6 separate regions of the Homo sapiens genome follow, and all the other regions are linked to region 1. Evidence: chromatin loops called from intact Hi-C (ENCODE). Cell type or tissue: endothelial cell of umbilical vein. All regions are shown on one strand.

Region 1 (4,000 bases):
AAAATAGGAGAAAGAAGGATGGATAAAAAAGTCTGTGGGCACTTCCGGCCGGGCGCGGTGGCTCACGCCTGTAATCCCAGCACTTTGGGAGGCCCAGGCGGGCGAATCACGAGGTCAGGAGATCGAGACCATCCTGGCTAACACGGTGAAACCCCGTCTCTACTAAAAAATACAAAGAAAAAAATTAGCCGGGCGTGGTGTGGGGCGCCTGTAGTCCCAGCTACTCGGGAGGCTGAGGCAGGAGAATGGCATGAACCCGGGAGGCGGAGGTTGCGGTGAGCCGAGATAGCGCCACTGCACTCCAGCCTGGGCGACAGAGCCAGACTCTGTCTCAAAAAAAAAAAAAGTCTGTGGGGACTTCCAATATTTAGACCAGGTTTCGGCAGTGCTTGGCACTAGTTCTTGGAAATTGTTGCATGATTTGATTATTTTTCTGGGTATCAGGACTCAGCCCATTTCCCCCTCTGGTGCTGAGAAATGGAGGCCGAAGGAGTGATCTAGAAGTGTTAATTGAGCCCCTAATCTATGCTAGTTACTGGGGGTGTTGGGGGAGACAGGAGAGAGATCCCACGGGGTTCCGGCCTCCCAGGGACTCAGGTCACTAATGGAGGTGGCTTGGCTTGTCTATGTGCTGGGCCAACAGCCACTGGCGAGGCAAGGCGAGGGTCAGTCACGGCTGGTGCCAGGAAGAGGGCTGGTTCTTTGGCTCCCTGGTCTCCCGCGGTCTAGCCCAAGCTGGCCAGCGGTTGACCTGGCTCCCCTGGCCCCGGCCAGGCCTCGTGGACCCCTCATATGCCACACGGGACATGAGCAGGCCGGCCGGGAGCCGGGTCCCGGGAGCTCCACGAAGGGGCCTGTCCTCCATGACCAGGACACCCGCTGCGCCTTCCTCCCGAGGCCTCCCGGGCCTCTCCAGACGCGGCGCTACTGCAGACACCAGGGCCGCCAAGGGAGCGGACTCGGAGCCGGCCCTGGGGCGGGCACATGGGCCCCGGCGCCCCCCGGCGTCTCCAAGCCGCGCTGCCCGGGTCGGGCCAGGCCAGGGGAGGGACAGCAGCAGGTGACGACGGCCCGGCCACCGGCTATAAATAGGGGCGCGCGTCAGCCGCGGGCGGGAGCGGCGGCGGCGGGCAGGGGCCCGGGGGCCGGGGCCTGGAGGACAGGCGAGGCAGCGGCGAGTGCGGGGCCGGCGGTCGGGGAGGGCGGTGCCATGGGGTCGCGGAGGGCCCCCAGCCGGGGCTGGGGCGCGGGTGGGCGGTCGGGGGCGGGGGGCGACGGTGAGGACGACGGCCCCGTGTGGATCCCCAGCCCAGCCAGCCGGAGCTACCTGCTCAGCGTGCGGCCCGAGACCAGGTAAGTGGCACCAAGGGGCAGGGCGGCGTCGGGCCGGCGATGCCCTGGGATCAGTCCCTGTGAGGGCGGCCTGGCCCCTGGAGGCCTGGGCTGGGCCTGCGCCCTCGAGCCCTCTCAGCCCCAAGGCCCAGGGCCTGGGGACATGGCCGGGCTGGAATGGCTTTCATAGCCCCTTGTGACCCCTCCTGATCCATGCGCCTCAGGCCTCTGGCAATTCGAGGCTCAAGAGAGGACAAAGGCTCCACTTTGGAGTGATTTCATGGGGTCTGAAGGCTTTCCTTATCTCCCCTGCCCCCTACCCTGCTACTCCCTGGCTTGGGATTCCACAGCTAGCGATAAGGAAAGCCAGAGTGGCTGAAATTCCTCCCTGGCAGGAAGGGAGGGGGAGAGCACTGGTGGGGACAGGGAGAGGGTGCTGGGGGGCTGCCCAGAGTAGGAGCTGCTTAGCTCAGGGTGGGGAGGTTCTCCAGGAAGAAATAAACCTTTGTAAATAAGGTTCCTCTACTGGGCCGAGGACTTGGGTCCTCCCCAGGACCTGAGTGGGGGCTGGTGAGATAGGGGGTGGGATGAGGTACTGTCTGGAGATGTTGGGAATTAAGGACTTGCAGCTCTGAGGGAGCCAAGTGCCCTGTCCAGTTTGGGGAAGTGAAATGCCAAGGGAGGTGTGGAACTGATGAGCCCTTCACTGGTCTTCCAAGAGTTCAAGAGGTGTGGAAGCTTTGTTTTAGCAGCTAGGCCACCCACAGATATAAAGACACAAAGACAATAGACAGGCATCCAGGAAATCAAAGGCACACAGGCACACGTGGACAGGCGCATTGCCATGGAGACAGACACTTCCTGCCCCCTGTGGGCAGCTCAGTTTCCCTTCACTTCTGGAGTCTGTTTTCCAAAGGGAAATGTGTTGAGATAGTGGTTGTTTCATAGCCTGAGAACTTGACTTGTGTATTATGCAGAAAACGGCCATTCCTCCAAGAGGCTGTCCAGAGACCTCTTGTTCTCCATTCCTAAAACAGCATAAAAACAGGCATCGAGGACATTCAGGAAAAGTCCTGGGCACTTCCTCGTGAATTGGCTGAGTCCTACTGACCTTGGAGTTGGGAAAGTTCAAATGTAACCGGAACCGGTTTCTGCATAAAACTCGTCAAATGGTGTCACATGTCTGGGGCAGGGCTGAGGACTGATGTTAGTGACTGAGTCAGACTCAACAAGGCCCCTGGCTGCCAGGAAAGAATACCCCTTTTTCTTACTCCTGGCTCTACAGATAAACCAGAATGAAATTTGGACATTTATTCCAGTCCTTAGAGAAGCTGACTCCCTTGTGGGAGCCTCACATTTGTCACAGTGACTTGTCTGGGCTTTGCCTCCTGTGTTTGGCCTTTGTCAATACCAGTGGAACAAACAGAAGAGGCGGAACCAGGGTCCTTCTTGGAGACAGCAGCAATGAAGGAAGGGAGGAAAGAGTGCCTTGAAAACCAGGCAGAATGGGGAGGGCAGGGGATCTGGGCTTTTAGGAAAAGGGCTGGAGAATGGACATAGTGCTGCTGCCTGGCTGAGCAGTTGTATGATAGATAAATGTTAATTGTACACCTCATGAGCACAAAGCTTGTGCCAGCCTGAGAGCTAGAGGCAGGATAGAAGTGGCTGGCTTAAGTCCCTTTGGACCTAAATGGGAATGTTCTTAAAAGGAGTCTCTTTCATCAAGTATCTGGAGGGGGCAGGACAGCAGGAGTGGGAGAAAGCTTTGGACTTTGGGCTGTGTTTTGCCCCTGCAGAGTTTTTTACTGCTCCTGCTGGCTAGCCACAGACCCCTAGAGGTTCTGAGAGACAAGGACAGCCAGATTTATCAGGCATCTGGAAAAGCCTTTGGCCAAAGTGGGGAGAATGTGACTGGGGCTGCAGTGGGGAGTGGAGGAGGCGAGGCAGTTCCTGCTTCTCTAGTAAGGCCTGACCTGTGTTGGAGGGAGCCACCGTACTGTCTGCTGTCCCTCAGAACAGCCTCACTGCCTGTGGGGGTGGGGAGAGCTCCCTAGAGATAGGGAGAAAGACAGTCCCTCGAGAATTTTGCCAGCTATGTTGGCTCCAGCCCAGCTGAGCCCTGACTATGCCAGAGTCCTGACTGAGAGGCAAGTTCTGTCCCCACTCACTCTTGGCTCCAACATCTTCTGGGTCTACCTTCACAAAGATGTGTCATGGAGCTCTCCAGGCATCATTCTCATGGACCCTTGTGAGGAGGGGCTACCCCTGGGAACTGATGGACAGCTGAGCTGATGGACACCAGAGGCCTTGGTGGATGGCCCAGAACCTATCTCCCTATGCACCTCTCTCTGTCCCACAGCTCTGAAAGGGTTTCCAGTCCATGTCGGTGCAAGAATATTTCCAATGCCCACTGGGGTCAGAGGTCTCACATGCAGATAGTCCCACCAAACTGTAGGCCCAGCCCCCAGGTCACCCGGCATCTAGGACCTCACCCCCATAGAACAGTGAGATGTGGGTAGGCTAGAGAAGTTAAGGGGCCAAAATTGAGTAGAAGCAGTTTTGATTTTTTTTTTGAAGCAGTTATGATTAATTAGCTTTTATGGGACACTCAGAAGTTCCAGAAACCCCTGCCCCCTGGATTCTTGGAGGCCCTGGTCCAGGTGGGCTC
Region 2 (4,000 bases), 230 kb after region 1:
CTTCATCAATAAAATGGAGTTAATGAGCTTACCTTGCTCATAAGGTAAGAACTAAATTGGACTTAAATATGATTGGATCCAAAGTATTTACGTGTTAGATACTTTTTTCTATTAAAACTGACTGGACCATGTTGTTATTTGCATTTTCCTCTCCTGCTACCCAAGGGACAGGATTAGGTTCTTTGTACTCCTAGTATCTAGCACTGCACTTGTCTTACAGTAATAGGTGGTCCACAAGTGTCTGGATTTAGACTCTTCCACACCTAAGAACTGGTATCTCCTGACTCTTTCCAGGCTGTGTCCCTTTGATCACATTATTTCTCTTTGTCCAGAGAGAGAAACAGATGGTCACTGGTTGTACATGGAAAGCCTGAAGGGATAGTATGGTTCAGACCAAAATTGGATTTATGTCTTTACTGCAGTTCCTGGGTTTTGTATACAATTAATGTAAATTGACCCCAGGATAACTTTCTGTTTCTAATAAAAGGATGAAGGAAAAAAAGAGATCGATCATATGATTGTTTTGTAGTTCCTAGGACTTAGGCTCTTCGTAAGATTCTTCTTTCTGTTTCTTTTTTTTTTTTTTTTTTTTAAGACAGAGTCTCGCCCTGTCACCCAGGCTGGAGTACAGTGGCTCTGTCTCAGCTCAGTGCAATCTCTGCCTCCCAGGTTCAATCCCTCCTGAGTAGCTGGGATTACAGGCACCCACCACACCTGGCTAATTTTTGTATTTTTAGTAGAGACAGGGTTTTACTATGTTGGCTAGGCTGGTCTTGAGCTCCTGACCTCAGGTGATCTGCCCGCCTCGGCCTCCCAAAGTGCTGGGATTACAGGCGTGAGGCACCACGCCCAGCCATTCTTTCTGTTTCTTAATGGAATAAAGTACCTATGAAATTACTCTGAAAACTACAAGTCCTGTATTACATACATATATTTATGTAATAAGCTGGTATGAGTATAATTTCTAGATAAATGATTGGTTTAAAAAGATTAGCTGTTGACTGCACATTAATTCCAAAATATTTTTTGAATACCATGTACTAGACACTGTTTTGGGTGTTGGGAATATAGTAATGAATAAAGCAGGTAAATCCCTGTTGTTATAGAACTCTGTATTCCAGTGGGAGAAACAGACAAAAAAGAAGATAGATAATAAAATATGTAGTATACCAAATGGTGATTGGGAGCTAAGAAATAAAAACAAAGCAGGCAAGGGATAGGGAGGGTAGAGGGGAGTAGAAATTTTACAGAGGTTGGAATTATATATCTATTTTCTTTCTCACCCACCCCTAATCAAGATTTGTAACATAATAACTTTGCCTTCTAATACCACATCTAAATGATGTTAGATCAGTTAGGCAAACGAAATCAAAACTTCTAATAATTTGTTTCATATATCTGTAAACCATATTTACAAAAAGTTTTACTTTTCAATATTAAAATGCAAATCAACACCATCATATTGTCTGATATCCTAATATTATAACCTTTTTAAATAATCTTAATACATTCACAAATATTTAAAAGTATAAAAGATTAAGAACGTGTATAATTACTGATATCAGCTATTGAACATACTTTTGTTTCTATATTGCTTAAAAATGTCAGTTGCTTTTAAAGCTGAAAGATAAAATCAAAGCTATGCTATTTAAATTTATTTGAAATGATTATTCCCTTGTAAATATTAATGTGAAAAATAAATTATTATTAAGAGGGCTGTGACCTGAAACCTTAGGTCAGTTTGATTATGATTTCCATACATAAAGAAAGGATGGATACAAGAATTCCAGAAGTTCCAGTCCTCTTTTCTAGAGCAGTCAGGAAGTTGTTTACTCTTTGAGGGCCCACTGCTGACGTCTGCTCACTGAGTAATGTCATCAGATTTCCTGGTGGTGGTTATTTTGGGGGGAGCAGTGGCAAGTAGTTGTCCGGCTGTTAGGAGACTCTGCTCCATAGAGGTCCTGAGAGCCGGATATACCCCGTAGACAGGATGTAAGGTTAAATGCAATCTAGTTAAGTAAATAAAGTAAGCGTTCAGTGGTAAAAAGGAATTGCTGAAACATGAATGTTTTAAAATGATATTGCTAAAATTTTTACGTGGCAAAATTCATAGTCTTAAATCTTTTAAAAGTGAACCCATAGCTGCCTTTATTTCTTAAAATAAATCCAAAGGTGAGTTACTTTTATAAGTTCACATCATAAATTTATGCTGTCCTTTGTCTGTACAAATCAAGTTATTTCACCAGCTTTTGGTGTAGACCACATATTCAGGATTGTTTACCTAGGAGGGATGAGCCTTTTGCCCTGAGCTATCCAGACTTTTATCTTTTCCCTCAGCTTGTGACCAACACTATGTAAATATGTATATACATACTTTTTACTCATGCTGGTCATTAATATTTAAACAATTCATTATTGTCTTTATATTTATTTTCCTTACCGGTTTCCTTAAGTTTGTACTGTTGATTTTCTCAAACTTAATGATTTGAAAGCTTAGTGTACTTATTTTGTGACAAAAAGGTTTTAGACTATAGATTTTGCCTCTCATTATAATTTAGCAGTAGTATCCTGTAAGTCTTACTACATAATATTCACTTTTATTTTCCAAGTTAACTGTAGGCATAGTTTGCATATCTCTCTTTGATTCATTACTTTTGTGAGTTAATATTTTTAAGTTTTCTAAGGAGGCAGGATTTTTTGTTGTCGCTTAAACTTAAGTTTTTAATTCCTAGTTTGCTTCGTTGAAGGATAAAAACTGTACAGTTTTTACTTTAGGAATATATTTTAAGGGTTTTTTTCTGGTAACCTAGTATATCATGTTTTTCTAATATTTATAAATATTTTCTTTCTTTCCATTCAGACTTTATTTTTTATCTATTTGATCCTTCTTAGTAAATTTCATGAGTATTCTGTCAGAGACTGAGACACCAATTCATATAAAGGACCCAGGTGGCTCTCTGACCCTGCTTTATTGTGGCAGTAGCAGCATCCCTCCAGTTTATGCTTTTTCTGCTTTCTCTTACGAAACTGTGCCCCATACTGTAGGACATAAGCAAAATGATTTTCTTTCTCTTCTTCCTGTCATTTTCTTCCTTTCTTCTTCCTGAGCAGTTCCACTGCATTCTCCAAGCAATAGGTCAGTCTCATTCATTTGCTCATTGCTTTAAACTTGTTCATTAAGTGCTGGTGCCACAAACAAAAAACTCATCGTTCAAACTGGTCTCTCAGAGCCTCTTGCTTTCCTTCTTCCTGTACCGTGAGAGTATGATGATTATACAGACCATTTCAAGCACTTGAAAGTTGATTTTAAAAAATAACAAAACAAAGCCGGGCGCGGTGGCTCACGCCTATAATTCCAGTACTTTGGGAGGCCAAGGCAGACAGATCACTTGAGGTCAGGAGTTCGAGACCACCCTGGCCAATATGGCAAAACCCCGTCTCTACTAAAAATAACAAAAATTAGCCAGGCGTGGTGGCTCATGCCTGTAGTCCTGGCTACTCGGGAGGCTGAGGCAGGAGAATTGCTTGAATCTGGGAAGTGGAGGTTGCAGTGAGCTGAGATCGCGCCACTGCACTCTAGCCTGGGCGACAGAGTGAGACTCCATCTCAAAAAATAAAAAATAAAATAAAAAAGAAAATGATTATACAGACCAGATGTCTCCTTTTTTCCTGATTTTAAAAAATATGGTAAAATACACATAACGTAAAATATACCATCTTAACCAGTTTTAAGTGTACGGTTGAATGGTATTAAATACATTCATAATGTTGTGCAACTGTGATCACCATCTATCTCCAGAACTCTTTTCATTTTGTAAAACTAAAACAATATATCAATTAAACAAGAGCTTCCCCATTCTTCCCTTCCCCTTGTCCCTAGCAAACACATTCTGCTTTCTCTCTATATATTTTGACTACTCCAAGTACCTCATGTAAGTGGAATCATATAGAATTTGTCTTTTTGTGACTGGCTTATTTCACTTAGCATAATGTTCTTACA
Region 3 (4,000 bases), 71 kb before region 1:
CCTCAGGTGATCCACCAGCCTCGGCCTCCCAAGTAGCTGGAATTACAGGCATGAGCCATCATGCCCAGCCCTAATATTTTTTTCTTTCGAACCCCATAAATATCTTTTAAAAAACACCTTTCTTAAAAATACTTTTAAAAGCTACTTAAAGATACCATTTCCCTGCTTCCAGGAGAAATATACATGCACTATAAAAATAAGAAAATATAGATGTCACAGAAGAAAAGTCTCATTTTAAAATCTACGCATTATACTTATTTATGTATATTTATATATTACCATCTGCTATATCACCTTATAATGTGCTTTTAATTATAAAGATTTCCCACATCATTAAATCTTTTTATTTACCATGATTTTTAATGGCCACAAACTCTAGTTTATTTAACAATCATATAACTATAATATAATAATATAATATTGGGCATTTTTCCTGCTTATAGGTAGGGTGCAATATTTTGAGGTAATATAAATGGACTAATATCTGGGATATGGTGACAAATCTTCCAAAGAGCACAATATTTTTTGCAAACAAGAAATTAGGGCCTGAGATAATTAGGAGAAATGTAAGTTCCCAATGAAACTCTGGAGATATTGGCAGGTATGCTGGGTTTCTTAAGTGGTACACAGGTTTGGAGTCAATTGTACTTAAATTTTAAAGGACAGTGACCCCAGCTGCCCTAAGGATGATTGTAGAGGGTAATCCAGGCAGCTGATCCATGGAAGCATGCATGCCTCCCTACCTCAAAATATTTCAATCTTTATGCACTCTTTAAATCTTGTAGGAAGAGGCGGACTTCTCTGACTTTTTGCTCACCCCTTTCCCCCTTCCCATCTACTTTTCCTTTTCTGGTTTCTTGCACCATCAATTATCCTACATCTATCTGCCATTCTCCCCTCTCAGCTCCTTTAGTTAAGGTCTCCCCACTCAAGTTAGGAAAAAAAAAAAAAAAATCACCGGCCAGGCATGGTGGCTCATGCCTGTAATTCCAACACTTTGGGAGGCTAAGGCAGGTGGATCACCTTAGGTCAGGAGTTCGAGACCAGCCTGGCCAACATGGCGAACCCCCATCTCTACTAAAAATACAAAAATTAGGGCCGGGTGCGGTGGCTCATGCATGTAATCCCAGCACTTTCGGAGGCCGAGGCGGGTGGATGACCTGAGTTCAGGAGTTTGAGACCAGCCTGACCAACATGTTGAAACCCCATTTCCACTAAAAATACAAAATTAGTCAGGCATGGTGGCGCATGCCTGTAATCCCAGCTACTCGGGAGGCTGAGGCAGGAGAATCGGTTGAACCCAGGAGGCAGAGGTTGCAGTGAGCCGAGATTGTGCCATTGCACTGCAGCCTGGGCAACAAGAGCGAAACTCTCTCTCAAAAAAAAAAAAAAAAAAAAAAAAAAAAAAAGCCAGGCATGGTGGCGTGCGCCTGTAATTCCAGCTACTTTGAAGGCTGAGGCTGGATTATCACTGGAACTCTGGAGGTAGAGGTTGCAGTGAGCCGAGACCACGCAATTGCACTACAGCCTGGGCTGCGAGACCGAAACTCCGTCTCCAAAGACAAAAAAAAAAAACAAAAAACAATCAACTTTTCCCTTTACTCTTTTGCAGAGAGGGAGGGTCTCGCTATGTTGCCCAGGCTGAACTCAAACTTCTCGGCTTAAGGGATGCTTTTGCCTCAGCTTCCACAGTAGGACCCAACTTTCTCCTTTACTCTTGGTACTTCTTGAGCTCCAGGCCTACTTTTCTCTCTCTCACTGCCAAACATTTGAAATCATCACCCTTTATTAACTCCATTGCTTCATTGGCTAACATACTCTTTAGACAAGCTCTTCAACTCAGTTCTGTGCCTGGTGCACAGCAGGCTCCGGCTGCATGTTAGTTCCAGCCATCTTGCACATTTGCATCTCCTTCCTGGAGAAGGAATTTCTCCATGGTTAGCAGTGTGTGCTCACTCCTAGTCACCAGGGCCTCATCTCCGTGTTCCCACACCCTGACCTTGCTGCCGCCCTAATGCTGCGGACCCAGTTTCCAGGTACGCCGGGTTCTTGGAAGGTCCTGCCGGTCACCCTCCCAGCCTTCTGCCAGACTCACTGAGTTCTCACCCTGCACAGTCATCGTTTCCCCAGTAACCCTGAGAGATCTCCCAGTCTACCTCTTCGAGGCACCCGTTGCCAGTCCTCCATCTCTGTTTGCCGCGCGTCCCTCGGTTACCCCAGAGGCAACACGTCAGGCTGCCCCGCACCTCCAAGCCTGCGCGAATGTCCTTGTAGCCAGCTATGACCAAACATTTAGGGCGCACCTGAGCGCCAGGCCCACGCCACCCCTGCTTGCTTTCACTTAACAGCCTCGACTAGGCCCCCTATGCGCCAGGTCTCAGTGAAGAGGACGCAGTCCCGGGTCCTGGGCGCTCTTTGCCGGGCGAGACAGCTGCGTAGGCAGATCCTGTTCCTCTAGTGGGCGGCCTCGGCCCCTGCCCCTGCCCCGAGGCGCGTCAGAGGACAAGAGGCCCAGGTCGCTGGCAGCGGCTGCCTGCCCGACCGCACAGGGTGCCTAGCACGGGTGGCGGGGACTGGAGCCGGGCGGGGGCCGGCCGGGGTCGGGGGTCCAGCCCTGAGCGGCGCCGTCCCCGCCCCGCCCCGTCCCGTCGCGTCCCGCCCCGCCCTACCCGCCGCCGCCGTCGTCGCCGTCGCCGGGCCTGCGCCGCGCAGCCCGCCTCGGGCGGGAGGCGGGAGGCGGGAGGCCGGGCCCAGGCCGGGGCAGCCCCTCCACCGCACCGTCCTGGGCCGGTGCCCAGGTCCGAGTCGCCTTCCGCCTGCCCCCCCCCCCCCCCAATCCCCCGCCGCGGCAGCCCCAGCCAGGTCCCGCCGCCAGGCCGGCTCCCGCCCCCGCTCCGCCCCCGGAGCCGCAGCCCCGCCCGCCATCGCCGTCGCCATGTTGTGGCTCCCGCAGCCGGCGCTGGGGACGCGCGCGGCCGAGACTCTGGCCTGCAGTCGCCGCCGCCGCCGCCAGGTAAGCGCCCCCCGCGGGCCGGGCCGAGCGGGGCCTGCGGGCCGGGGCAGCCCCAGCCTGGGCCCGGGAGGATCGCAGCCGGGACCGAGTCCGAGCCCGAGCCGGGGCCCGGCCCTGCAGCCTGGCGGACCCTGGCCGCCGCCAGAGGCGGCAGCCACTTCCCCCGACCGCCGCCTGGCGGGCCCGGGCCGCCACCCCACCCCGCCCCCGGCCGTCGGGCGCCGGCCCCTTCCGCCGCTGCGACCGCCGCTGCGACCGCCGCTCCTTGGCAGGCCGGGCACGCTGCTGTCCTCCGCGCTGGGCGGGACGTGCGGCCGCCCTCGGCGATAGCCGGCGGCCCCCAGCCCGGGCACGGATAACGGTGCCACTTTCTCCCTCTGGGACGGCCTGTCAGCCCGACCGTCCCCGCCGCCCGAAGAGCTGTCGCCGTCACAGGGCAGACACTTCGGGGAACGACCCTCTTTGGCGCTCCTCAGTACTCCCCTCCCCTGAGCCCAAGTTCTGACCCTGAGGAAGGTTTCTCCCGGAGCAGACAGGTATTCCTAGAGCTCCAGAGTTGGGGTCCTCAGGGGTGACCAGGCCTGTTGATCAGGGTGAAAATTGTCTCTCTGCAAGGGCTCTTCCTGCCAACGAGGGGGTTGGCGGGAGGCTCAGTGTGACCTGAGGGAGGACAGGAGAGCGTCTGCTGGACAGATGGCCTCCTGGCCTTGGATCAGCGTTTGTGAGGGGGAGGGGTCCGTATGACCTTAGGTATGCCTGCTCCTGAGTACTGCAGGATTATTGAAGCTGTTTAGGGATTTTAAACCATTTTTTGAGTAGGCCAAAGGTGGCATTAAAGGTCCTGGATTGGAATAAGTCCACAGGCCCACCCAGGGAAGCATGTTTGGCATCCAGGACTAGTCTAGAATAGGACTGGCAGTAGAAGAATGGGACTTGGGGAGTAAGACGGTATTTGGCTTATGGTTTGCCCACTTGAGTTCAGGCCTG
Region 4 (4,000 bases), 95 kb after region 1:
ACCTCCCCAGGCAGCTGCGTTCAAGTGCAGTAACGGAGGGGCCTGAGGAGTGCGTATAAGGAGAGATTCTTCTAATAAGAGACCGTGAGGGAGACTCCTTGAGGAGGCAGCATTTGACATGGAGTTTAGGACAGAAGAGATTTGGACAGACTGAGCTAGGCAGGAAGAGGAAATGGCATGGGCAAAGCATGGAGGTGAGAATGTGCTGGCGTGTCCACAGTGCAGGGCAGAGTTCAGTGGATAGGCAGGTAAGCTGTTTCCCAAAGGGAAATTAAAGCCTCGTTAGCCAAAAAGCAGGGGAAGAGGTGCCCGGCGGGCCACGCAGCTGCTGTCCGCCAGAGCGCCTTCCCCCGCCCACCACTGGCCCGCGTCTCTCCTGCGTCATTGCTGGGCTTGCCTCTGTGTCTGCCCCCTGGCCACATTAGCTATGTCTCCTCCCAGCCTGCCTCCCTCTCTGGAAGGATGTGTACACACCTGCTGCTTGCATCTCTCCCTGAATCACCCTTTAGAATCATGGATTCCTTGACCATTGGTACCAGGAGGGAGCTCAGTGGTGTTGCGGCCTCCCTTTTGTATTACTGATGGTCCAGCCAAGCTCCAGACAGGAGCAGTGTGTTGGCCGCAATGGCACAGTGAGTTGGCGCAGAGCCAGAGCTAGAACCCCTCCACTGGACTTCTGGTTAAGGGATGTATTCTTCCTCATACTATCAGCAGAAATCAACGGCCTCATGTCTCTCCTCCAAATACAAAAAGCACTCTGAATAACAAAAATGATCATTTAAAAATGTATCCATTAGGCTGGGCGTGGTGGCTCACGCCTGTAATCCCAGTACTTTGGGAGGCTGAAGTGGTTCGATCGCTTGAGTTCAGGAGTTCGAGACCAGCCTGGCCAATATGAAACCCCATCTCTACTAAAAATACAAAAATTAGCCAGGCATGGTGGCGGGCGCTTGTAATTCCAGCTACCCAGGAGGCTGAGGCAGGAGAATGACTTGAACCTGGGAGACGGAGGTTGCAGTGAGCGGAGACTGCACCACTGCACTCCAGGCCAGGCAACAGAGTGAGACTCCATCTCAAAAAAAAAAAAAAAAAAAGAAGAAGAAGAAGAAAATAAAAATGTATCAGTGGTGGCAAAAAACTTTGAAGTTGAATGTTCGGTTAAGACAAAAATGATAGTGAGGTGGGTTTATCATTAACCAGCCTCAGCATTTCCCAGCGAAACACCAGCAGTTTCCTGGCCCCTGGTAGGCCCTGTCCTCTGGACAAATTCCTGGACCGTGTATTGGCTGATGCACCATCCATAGCAATGCCAGGAAAGAGGAAGGAGGACTAGGATAAATGCTCTGTGGCCACAGAATTCTCTTTCTCACTAATCACAACATTTTATTCAGCCTCCCCCTCTCCCCTATATCACACACATATTATTGGGATTTGCCCTCAAGGTAGGGGTGGTTTTGTTGAATGCTGAGCTGAACAGAAGACTCAGGAAGTTCTCTCTATTCTTTCTATGAATCATACAGACCTAGTCCAAGGCCTTTGGCCAGTTTCAGTCTGGGGAAGTCTTCTCTGAGCTCACTCAGATTTTCAGAATCCAAGCTGCTTCCTGCTGGGCCATGGTCCAGCTGCTCTCTTCTGGGGGGAAGTAAAGTCTCTCCCTAGGGCTTCTTCAGCCCTCAGCTTGCCCTGGACCTGGAGTCCAGCACAGTGGACGTGGCAGTCACCCCTTGGCTGTATCAGCTGGATTAGTCATTCCACCTTGGCTCTGTCTCCCTTCTAGTAACTTTCCACCCGCATGATCATACTCCCCTGGGTCTGGCTGACCCGGGAGCAGACTCTCATTCTTTCACTATTGTTCTAGCCTCTGGAACAAGCACCCACTGCTAAGCTTAGCAGTGCTGCTCAGATTTTCTCTGGAGGAACCCCTAGGGTCAAGGAAAATGTCTTCATCTCCTGAGAGTTTCGGGATGTCTGATATAGACTCTGCAGTCCCCAGTGGTCAACAGTGCCAAATTTTGCGCGCGCGCACACACACACACACACACACACACACACACACACACACACAGATCAAATAAGGACCAAAAGGTATCATTGGATTTGGTAGTTAAGGGGTAACTGGTAACCTTAGTGAGCATGGTTTTCGGTGAAGGGAATGGGAAGTAAATGAAGCCTGGGGTGGGATGGCTGAAAGAAGGGAGATGGGACAGCCGAGGCAGGAGGCATCTTGTTGAAAACCCAGGATCCAGGCAGAAATGGGAATGAGGGGCAAAATGCTGAGGCCATTCTGGGCAAAGGGATGGCACAAACAGGAAATCAGGAGGCGTAGCTAGGTTACAGCCAGAAATGCAGCTACTCTGGACTTGGAGATGAGTCCCTTCCACTTTCTGGCGGTGGTACTGGTACAGTGTGCACCACAGCTGCTGCCCCGAGCATCTTCCAGCTTTGGGTTTTAGTGGCTCACTGTGGCCTGGGGCTGGTGACAGGGCACTGTCGACAGTGCTCAAGCCTTGGGGTCTGGAGACATGAGGGTTTGCCCAGACAGCCTTAGAAAGTCAGCAGGAGCCCTGGCTCAGCTTCCTCCAGGGAGAGGAGGGGGCAGGCCATGTCCTTAGTGGGGTTTATCTGGCCTTCAAAGCCTGTTTCTTGGCCCAGGTGATGAAGTTTGCTCAGAGCGTCTAATCTAGTCTCCAGGGCTGTGGTTGTCAGAGTGTGGTGTCCAGGTCAGCTGCACCAGCAGCATCTGGAAAGGCCAAACATCAGGCCCCACTGTAGACCTATTAAATCCAAAATATTTTTAGCAAATTCTCAAAGGATGCTGCTGGTCCACGTGCTGAGAACCACTGGCCTAGAAGAGCTAGAATTTCCTTCTTCCTTGAGTTATGGTACTAGCAGGACCAGCCTCCAAAGCCATTTCTACAAGGCAGTGGTCAGGACTTACTTGGCTCTTCCTTGAAGGGGACTGCCTTAGTCCATCCAGGAGGCCATAAACTGGGTGGTTACAAGCAACAGAAATTTATTTCTCACACTTCTAGAGGCTGGAAGTCTGAGATCAGTGTCCCTGCAAGGTTGAATTCTGTTGAGGCCCACTTTGCTCTCTGCCTACTTGGTCGTCTGTGTCCTCACATGGTAAAAGAGGTGAGGGAGCTCTCTGGAGCCTCTTTTATTTTTTATTTTTATTTTTTTGAGACAGGATCTCACTCTGTTGCCCAGGCTGGAGTGCAGTAGTGTGATCACTGCTCACTGCAGCCTCCATCTCCTTGGCTCAAGTGATCCTCCTGCCTCAGCCTCCAGAATAGCTGGGACTGCAGGCACATGCCACCATGCCCAGCTAATTTTTTTGAATTTTGGTAGATACAGGGTCTCACTATATTGCCGAGGCTGGTCTTGAACTCCTGAACTCAAGGGATCCTCTGGCCTCAGCCTCCCAAAATGCTGGGATTACAGGCGTGAGCCACTGTGCCTCTTTTACAACGGCACTAATCCCATTCATGAGGGCTCCACCCTCATAACCTAATCACCCCCAAAGGCTCCACCTCCTAATACCATCACCTAGGGAATTTGGTTTCAATATATGAATTTAGGGGGACACAGACATTCAGTTTCCAGCAGGGATGCATGCTGCCCCTGAAGGCAGAGAAACAAGCCTCCAGGACTGTTCCCAGGGCAAACCTCCCAAGGGGCATGGCAGGACCTTGGCAATCTGCATGGTGGCTGGGAAATGCATCTGCCTCTTTGCAGGTGTGTGACCTCGGGTGGGTAGCCAAGATCTCACAGCCTCCGTGTGCCCATTTGTGAAGTGGCGACAGTTACATCCACCACAGATGCTATGAGGATTCATGAGTCCCCACATATTAGGGACCTGGCCCAGGACAAGCCCTCGTGGTTGGCACACAGTGGAATTTAATGGCACTTGCCTCCCCTTTCCACAGCAGCACTGCCTCGAGCTGCTGCCCTGTTCTGCCACCTCACATCCTGCAGGCCCCAGAGGTGTTTCCTGGGC
Region 5 (4,000 bases), 220 kb before region 1:
CAGACAAACAAAAGCTGAGGGATTTCATCAACACCAGACCTATCCTACAGGAAATGCTAAAGGGACATCTTCAATCAGAAACGAAAGGACATTAATGAGCAATAAGACATCATGTGAAGTTACAAAACTCACTGGTAATAGTAAGTACACAGAAAAACACAGAGTATTATAACACGGCAATTGTGCAAACAACTCTTAAGTAGAACGACTAAAAGATGAACCAAACAAAAATAGTAATAAGTACAACAACTTCTCAAGACATAGACAGTGCAATAAGATGTAAGTAGAAATAGCAAAAAGTTAAAAAGCAGGACAAATTAAAATAGAGTTTTTATTAGTTTTCTTTTTATTTGTTTCATTGTTTATTTGTTTGTTCCTTTGTGCAAGCAGTGCAAAGTTGTCATCAGTTTAAATAATGGGTTATAAGATGGTATTTCCAAGCCTCATGGTAATCTCAAATTTAAAAATATGCAATAAATACACAAAACACAAAAAGCAAGAAATTAAATCATACTACCAGAGAAAATCACCTTCACAATAAGGAAGACAGAAAGAAAAGAAGAAAGAGAAGACCACAGCAACCAGAAAACAAAATGGCAAGAATAAGTCAATACTAACATTGAATGTTAATGGACTAAACTCTCCAATCAAAACTGTTATGGAAAGAACTGTTATGGAGCAGTTCTCCCCATTCCCACCCACATCATTTTTCATCAACTCTAGATGAGCTAAGGGCCCCCAAATGCCTTAGGCTGAGCATTCCTTGGGGTGAGGTCCCTTCTTGCTCAGAGCCTAAAGACAAGTAGTGATATTGTTTCTGCCTGTCCAGTGTTTCCTAACAGGCCTTCAGTCTCCAGAGTGGAGAATCTGCCTTTGTGTGGGGTATTAGTAAGAAAATCTAGGAGCCACATCCAATCCTCTCTCACCCTGCTGCATCCAGGGAATGTGCATGTGACTTAGACTCAACCAACCAAATGCTCTTTCCTTGCATGGGAGAATTTGTGTGAGAAAGGCGGAGAAACAGAGATGGCTGTAGTACCACCAGAGGTCATGGGATAGGCAAGCTGAACTTTTTCTGCTCAGAGACTGTTATTGTGGTTTTTGGGGACTTCCTCTTTGTCTCTTGGCTCCTAACTGTTCTCAAGCCTGATTCGTCAGCTCCCTTCTACTCTGTCAGTTCCCTGACAGTCTTTCAGTAAGTCCCTTTTACTTAAGTTAGCCAGATTAGTTCTTAAGCTTTTAACCAAGAATGCTTTCTGGTGGAACAGAGCCTCTCTCACCCTTGTGGTTTGGCCAATGGAGAAAGGACTCTCTTGGGGGAGCAACCTTGAACTTGGCTGTGTTTCCAGGCTTGCTTCGATGTAGCAGGCTGGTCTTAGGGTACTGGCTTGGCTACCAGGGCCCTTCTCAGTAGGATCATTATGCCATGAATTGGTCTTAAATGTGACTTTCTCTCTGTCTCATGTAGGATAGTTGACACTGGCAAGGACCAGCTTCCCAGAATCAGACACAGAGGAGACAGCTTCTTTAGGACTCTCCAGTGACAAGCTAGTGCCAGTTCTGTGGTCAAGGGTTGACATGGGTTAGGAACAGAGGTAAATAAACGCTTGAGCTGCTGGAAAGTTCCATCTGTGCATCCCCAGCCTCCCCTGCATCTTTTCCTTTTTGTGTAAATTTCCATTCCTGGTAAGGATGGACACATGGAGAAACCCATCTTTTTTAATACAATGTCATCCCAAAAAAAATCACTTGGAGGGGTGGTGGCCCAGAATTCTGCATCCAGGGGCTTAGTGCAGACTTCTCAGGCTGGCCTGGAGGTGGTGCTATTTGCATGTGGTCAGTCTGGGATAATAAAGATGCTACCAGGGTATTGGATAAGAATCACTAGCTGAACTTCACTTTGCATCTCTGTAATTGGATTCAAGAGGTTAATTAGTGAAAAACAGGTGAATTTCACATAATCTTTGGAGTGGTGCAGAGGACTTTCTAACACAAAACTCACAGGCTATAAAAAGATAAGATTAACAAATTTGACTGCAAAAAAATTTCAAATTTCTATATTTAATAAACCAGCAGAAAACAAACAGCAAACTGAGAAAGAGTAGCAACTGCTGTGACAAAGGGATAATTTTCTTAATATACAAAGAGCTCTTACAAATAAATCCAATTTAAAAATGGGAAAAGGACCGGGCACGTGGCTCATGCCTGTAATCTCAGCACTTTGGGAGGCCAAGACGGCTGGATCACCTGAGGTCAGGAATTCAAGACCAGCCTGATCAACATGGTGAAATCTCTGTCTCTACTAAAAACACGCAAAATTAGCCAGGTGTGGTGGCGCACGCCGGTAATCCCAGCTACTTGGGAGGCTGAGGCAGGAGAATCACTTGATCCGAGATCGTGTCACTGCACTCCAGCCTGGGCGACAGAGGAGGAAAAAAAAAAGCAGTCATTTCATTGCAGGTGCCTCCAGTAATTGCTCAGTGCAAACATACATAACTATTCTATCACAGACCATTAAGGGTGTCTCTCTCCATTTTTAGATTTTCCGCTTGAGTTTCCAGGTAGTTTCTCACCTGTTTTCAAGCAGGGTTGGGGCAGCCGTTTCTTCAACAGCGCCAGCCGTAAAACACAAAGATGGAGGCCAACCTCCCACACCCGGGCACCCTCCCTTCCCCCATACTGAGATTGACAAGTAAGCAACCCGGTGATCAGTACTAAAATGGAGACGTCAGCCAGGTGCGGTGGCTCACACCTGTAATTCCAGCACTTTGGGAGGCTGAGGAGGAAGGATCGCTTGAGCCCAGGGGTTCGAGGTCAGCCTGGGCAACATATGGAAACCCTGTCTCTATGAAATGTAGATCCTGTCTGTGAGTGTGTGTGTATAAATAAATATATATATATATATACAAATACATACATATATATATTTAAAAAATAAAATGGGGACGTCCAACACGTGTACTAGGGGCGGTGTCTCTGCCTGGGGAGGTGGTGATGACAGGGCAGGCTCCACCCAGGAGAAGCTGGAAGAATGGGAGTTCCGCGGCAGAGGAGGCGGGGCAGGGCGTTCCTCCAAACACAGGAATACCACGTGCGAAAACAAAGGGGTGTGCGAAGACCGGGTGCATGTGTACAGCTGCAAACTGGGGGAAAGGCGCCAGGCTTGGGCGATGAGGATTTGTTCCCCCATGGATTCCCTTCCTGCCCAGGGTCCGCTCTCGCCGGTCGAGGGTGCCTAACAATACTCCTTGCCACAAGGTTCGCAGCCGAAAAGGTCCTTCAAGTCCGGCCATCCAACTTTCACTTTTTATAGACAAATATACAGAGGCCTTAGATAAGTGAAACGGCTTGTCTCGGGTTACAGCTCTAGCCAACACAGGGTTTCTGACGGTCAGTCTGCGGATTTTCCTGCCTCTGGTCCGCAGGCACTGCCCAGGCTGTCAGCCCCAAACCCTACTCCGGGGACCGCGGTCAGGTTCGTCTCCGGGCGGACTACATCTCCCACAATGCCTTGGGCCCAGCCTCCCTCCTGCCGCCCGGCTGGGTGCCGTCTCCACCAACAGAAAGGCAGAATTTCCAGGGCCGTTCTCGGCAGCCAATGAGCGCGGCGGTGGGCGGGCCTCTCCCGTCCATTGTTCTCGGTGCCCCACGGGCTTGAGCCGGGGTGAATCTGGAGGGGCCGGGCCGAGCCCGGGGGCGCTTTCGCACGCGAAGCAACCGCTAGAGCAGGACCTGGTCTCCCGAGAGGTGAGCCGGAGAGGCAGGCCTGGAGCCACGCGGACCCCGGGCAGTAGCCCGAGGTGAGGGAATAGTGGGCCTGGAGCCAGCTGCCGGCAGCTCTGCTGGGGGAGGGGCGTCGGGGTCGCGCTCCGTATCCTGCGGGCCCTGCAGCCCCGATTTACGCGCCGGCTCCGCTCAGCGAACCGTCCCGGACGCGTCTCCCTGGCGGAGAGCTCCTTGCCTCTCCTACCGAGAAGCGCAGGCTTTGGACGGGAAGGGG
Region 6 (4,000 bases), 100 kb before region 1:
AAAGTAAACATAGGCACAGACAGGTTAAGTAATCTGCTCAAAGTCACACAGCCAGTAAGTAGCAGAGCTACTTCAAACCTCTGAAATCTAGCTTTAGAGTCCATATTCTTAACTTCTATACTGTATTGCTTCTCACAAAGTCTCATTTTCTTCATGTTTAATAAGAACAACGTTACCTACCTTACAGGTGTATAAAGTGCTTCACACATGGCAAGAGCTCAAAAAAGTTATTGTTTTGCCTTAGTCCTTTTCTACACATTTAGGCTCCTTGAAGGCCGAGTCTTTCTTAACTATCTTTGCATTTCTCTCATTGTACCTAGCATAGAGTACAATAAATATCAGACTCAAAATAAATACTTTCCTCAGAGAAATATCTGTGGCATCTAGAAATCCAAATATGGATTAAAAAAAGACAACACTATACAAGTAAAAATTTGAAGTGTTGTCATAAAGACATAAAGTAACGTTTGCGCAATTTTTATAGAATGCTCAATTCTGACTGACAGAATTGACACTGAGCTAGCTAAGGCCTGAAGGGGAGTAAGGAAAGGTTGTGTATCTACTTCCCTAAGTGGCAGTTATAAGTACAAAAAATGCAAGTCCAAGGAAAAAAAATCCTTAATGGTGACATCAGGATAATCATAACAGTAAAATACTGTTTAAAACAAAAAAAAAGTCCGATGCAGCAAAACTAGGCTCTACAGACACACTAGGCGCAAAAGATAAAACAGAACAACCTTTTCTAAGGACTAAATAATTACAACAATATTCTCAGTACTATTTGGCATACGATCTAGAAGATCAAAGTAAAGTGTAAGGACAAAATCAGGAGACCTACATTTCCAGATCCCCGTGGCACTGATATTGGACTGTAAAACCATAGATTCCGAGGGCTGCCGCCTTAGTGCTAAGCGGACGCAAGGGCAAGTAGTGTAACTGTTCCAACTCGGAGCCCAGAGTGGTCCAAGTCAAAGTCGGTGCAGCCCGCTACGGTTCAGCTCTACTAAAGGGTTGCAAGGAGCTGAAAGCAGCAAAACGGTTTTTGTGGGGCCTCCAATCGCCTTCCTGAGCGCCCCAGAAACCGGCTAAACCTCGTCTCTCCCGAAACCACCTGGAGTCGCTCCGACTGGAGAAATCAAGAGTCCGCCGCCTTAAAATGACTAAAACAATAAGCAACCCCAACTCCCACTTCAAGCGCGTACGGTTTCCATTTGCTCCCCTGCCTCAGTGGGAGGAATGGAACGTGAAGACACCGCTTCCCGCCCCGCCCCCGGTAGGCCCTGAATCAGTTCGGGGTTAAAAATAATGAGGCGGACAAGGCGGCCTCTGGCCACAGTCTCCAAAGAAAGCGAATGACCCGGGTATCAGACCAGCTCAGACCCTCACACCAGAACCCTGGGGTCCGCCGGGCCCCGCAGCAGCAGCCTCGAAGGGACAAGAAGAGCCAGGAGAAAAAGAGGACGGACAAGCTCACCTGCCGCTTGTTCATCCGCCGCACATCGTCCAAAAAGTCTAGAGACAGCATGGCGGGGACGGCGAGCAGGACACCGGCAGGGGAAAGGGCGCGATGACCAGCGGGCGGAACTACTGGAGCTCGGGTCGGGCTCACACTGGACAGGACCCCGCAGTGCTTGCACTTCCGCTTCCGGGGCGGGAGCTGGCACGGTCGGGCACGGTCCCCGCCCCCCGCGCCCCTTCGCTGCGGAGAGCTGACAGAGAGACTCACGACCTTGCTAGTCCAGTCTCAGGGCTTGGCCTCGCCGTGGGAGGGTTCTCACGCTCTGGCTCTCGCCTGCCAAAAACCGACTGGACGCCACTTCCCGCGCTCGGCCCCGCGGCCCTTCACCGAGGCGGCGACCCAGGCTTAGTTGGGGAGGCTGCTCTGCCACCTTCGGAAGGCGGGCCTCTGTGCCCGCCCGGCCAATCGCGAGCAACCTCTCCGGTGTGGGCGGGTAGAAGCGGTTCCGCGTCCCGGCTTGGGTATGGGTGTGGCAGTGGATGTGTCGTCTGACCGTAGGTTCTCTGGTCGAGCAAGTCTCCTGCGCTATGGGAAGCTGAGGAGGTGCTTTCTTTCTTTCTGTCTCTGTCTCTCTTTCTTTACGTCTCTGTCTCTGTTGAGGTGCTTGCTTGCTTGCTTGCTTACTTTCTGTCTGTCTGTCTCTTTCTCTTTTTCTTTCTCTTTCTCTCTTTCCTTTCTTTCTCACTGTGTCGCCCAGGCTGGAGTGCAGTGGCGCAATCTCAGCTCACTGCAACCTCCGCCTCGCGGGTTCAGGCGATTCTCCTGCCTCAGGCTCCCAAGTAGCTGGGACTACAGGCGCGCGCCACCAAACCTGGCTAATTTTTGTATTTTTAGTAGAGACAGGGTTTCACTATGTTGGCCAGGCTGGTCTCGAACTCTTGAGCTCAGGTGATCCGCCCGCCTTGGCGTCCCAAAGTGCTGGGATTACAGTCGTGAGCCACCGCGCCCGGCCATCGAGGTGCTTTCAATAAGTGCTTTTCGCGTAAGGTTGGACCGTGTGAGAGACCTTCCGAGCACTGCCTGAGCCTGCCAGGAGTTTACAGTCCAATTGGAGAGAAAACAGCCCGGGAGAATTAGAAAACATCCAAATGGTGCAACAGCGTGATGAGACCACCAGTGGTGTGGGTCGTTAGGAAGTGGCTTCCTTTCTGACCTTGACTTTGCTGACAGGATTTGACATGGTCTCCTTGAATTCTACCTCCTGGTTTTCTTAACTTGGACACCTTGAAGTGACTATCTTTTCGCTACCTTTTGCTTTGACTGGCCAAAGCTCCTAATACGCACTTCAGTCAACAAAGACTAAAGCTGGATTACTTGGTATCATTTCTCTCTCTTTTTTTTTTTTTTTTTTTTTTTTCAAAATAATCCTTCTCTCCCATTAGGGAAAGATGAATGAAGGATATACTGGAACTCTTTGTAGTATCCTCGAAATTCTTTAAATGGAAAGTCATTCCAAAATAAAAACTTGAATTTATTGGAGGATGGCTGTAATAAAAAAGACAAATAATAATAAGTTTAGGGGAAGATGTGAAGAAATTGGAACCCTCATATACTGCTGGTGGGAATGTAAAATGGTGCAGCCACTTTGGGAAATAGCTGCAGTTGCTCAAAAGGTTAAAGATGTGCCGTCTGCAGTGGCTCATGCCTGTAATCCCAGCACTTTGGGAGGCTGAGGCAGGCAGATCACCTGAGGTCAGGAGTTCCAGACTAGCCTGGCCAACATGGTGAAAACCCGTCTTTACTAAAGATACAAAAATTAGGCGGGTGTGGTGGTGGGCACCTGTAATCTCAGCTACTGGGGAGGCTGAGGCAGGAGAATCGCTTGAACCCAGGAGGCAGAGTTTGCGGTGAGCCGAGATCGTGCCACTGCACTCCAACCTGGGCGACAAAGTGAGACCCTATCTCAAAACACACAAACAAAAAAAGGTTAAAGATGGAATCACCATATTAACCAGCAATTCCACTGCTAGGTATATACCCAAGAAAATTGAAAACGTTTGTCCACACAAAAACTTGTACATGAATGTTCACAGCAGCATTATTCATAATAGCTAAAAAGTGGAAATAACTGAAATGTTTATCAACTAATGAAGGGATAAATAAATGTGGTATATTGGAATAATGTACTAATAATTCCGCTGGTACAATGGAATATTAATCTGGCAACAAAAGGAAATACTACAACATGAATGACCCTTGAAACAGATTTAGTGAAAGGATCCAGTCACAAAAGACAAAGCATTGCATGATTCCATTTAGGTGAAATATCTAGAATAGACAAATCCACAGAGATGGAAATCAGTGGTTGCCTAGGGCTGGGAGAGTTGGGGAAAATGGGGAGTGGCTGCTAATGGGTATGGAGTTTCTTTTAGGGGATGCTAGTTCTACAACTATGTGAATATACTCAAAACCATTAAATTGTACACTTTACACTGGTGAATTGTATGGTATGTGTATTATATCACAATAAAGCTATTATGA

What was found. A loop is a pair of places that touch in the nucleus more often than their neighbours do. Peaks named below come from ENCODE experiments on the same cell type or tissue, not always from the same donor. Only the 100,000 strongest peaks of a DNase experiment are listed, where the experiment ranks them.
Region 2: a loop joins it to region 1, with 12 times the contacts of the local background. A loop is called at or near these places in 5 of 110 quality-filtered maps.
Region 3: a loop joins it to region 1, with 10 times the contacts of the local background. A loop is called at or near these places in 38 of 110 quality-filtered maps.
Region 4: it touches region 1 in a loop (3-fold over the local background); 19 of 110 quality-filtered maps call a loop at or near these places.
Region 5: a loop joins it to region 1, with 7 times the contacts of the local background. A loop is called at or near these places in 14 of 110 quality-filtered maps.
Region 6: it touches region 1 in a loop (5-fold over the local background); 8 of 110 quality-filtered maps call a loop at or near these places.

Annotation. Positions count from the first base shown.
Region 1 is chr15:84,816,243-84,820,242 of GRCh38, forward strand. ALPK3 (alpha kinase 3) reads left to right here and starts at 1,114. Exons shown (of 14, transcript NM_020778.5): 1 at 1,114-1,353. The coding sequence starts at 1,211. RefSeq lists enhancers at 212-742, 2,870-3,401, 3,402-3,931. In endothelial cell of umbilical vein, no CTCF peak of the experiment used is centred here; DNase peaks (open chromatin) are centred at 989, 1,649 and 2,289; H3K4me3 peaks cover 2,665 bases; H3K27ac peaks cover 2,647 bases.
Region 2 is chr15:85,045,494-85,049,493 of GRCh38, forward strand. All of the region lies in intron 1 of PDE8A (phosphodiesterase 8A), which reads left to right. Among named protein-coding and RNA genes, the nearest start is that of PDE8A, 66 kb to the left of the region's middle. RefSeq lists an enhancer at 1,692-1,861. In endothelial cell of umbilical vein, no CTCF peak of the experiment used is centred here; DNase peaks (open chromatin) are centred at 1,898 and 3,068; H3K27ac peaks cover 2,815 bases.
Region 3 is chr15:84,745,652-84,749,651 of GRCh38, forward strand. It overlaps ZNF592 (zinc finger protein 592), which reads left to right and starts at 2,941. Exons shown (of 11, transcript NM_014630.3): 1 at 2,941-3,013. RefSeq lists enhancers at 2,093-2,392, 2,465-3,304, 3,833-3,912 and silencers at 2,463-2,882, 2,943-3,432. In endothelial cell of umbilical vein, no CTCF peak of the experiment used is centred here; DNase peaks (open chromatin) are centred at 2,300, 2,830 and 3,940; H3K4me3 peaks cover 2,174 bases; H3K27ac peaks cover 1,799 bases.
Region 4 is chr15:84,910,784-84,914,783 of GRCh38, forward strand. The region is part of intron 9 of SLC28A1 (solute carrier family 28 member 1); the gene reads left to right. Among named protein-coding and RNA genes, the nearest start is that of SLC28A1, 28 kb to the left of the region's middle. In endothelial cell of umbilical vein, no CTCF peak of the experiment used is centred here; a DNase peak (open chromatin) is centred at 1,598; H3K27ac peaks cover 2,656 bases.
Region 5 is chr15:84,597,389-84,601,388 of GRCh38, forward strand. ZSCAN2 (zinc finger and SCAN domain containing 2) reads left to right here and starts at 3,621. Exons shown (of 3, transcript NM_181877.4): 1 at 3,621-3,747. LOC105370947 (a long non-coding RNA gene) reads right to left here. Exons shown (of 4, transcript NR_186225.1): 4 at 2,046-2,415. RefSeq lists an enhancer at 3,469-3,518 and a silencer at 3,839-3,988. In endothelial cell of umbilical vein, a CTCF peak has its summit at 1,793 (motif pointing right); DNase peaks (open chromatin) are centred at 1,833, 3,063 and 3,513; H3K4me3 peaks cover 1,051 bases; H3K27ac peaks cover 369 bases.
Region 6 is chr15:84,714,551-84,718,550 of GRCh38, forward strand. SEC11A (SEC11 homolog A, signal peptidase complex subunit) reads right to left here and starts at 1,589. Exons shown (of 6, transcript NM_014300.4): 1 at 1,475-1,589. The coding sequence starts at 1,525. RefSeq lists enhancers at 1,242-1,807, 1,263-1,332, 1,808-2,373, 2,003-2,122, 2,143-2,252 and 1 more. In endothelial cell of umbilical vein, no CTCF peak of the experiment used is centred here; DNase peaks (open chromatin) are centred at 1,061 and 1,921; H3K4me3 peaks cover 2,403 bases; H3K27ac peaks cover 1,767 bases.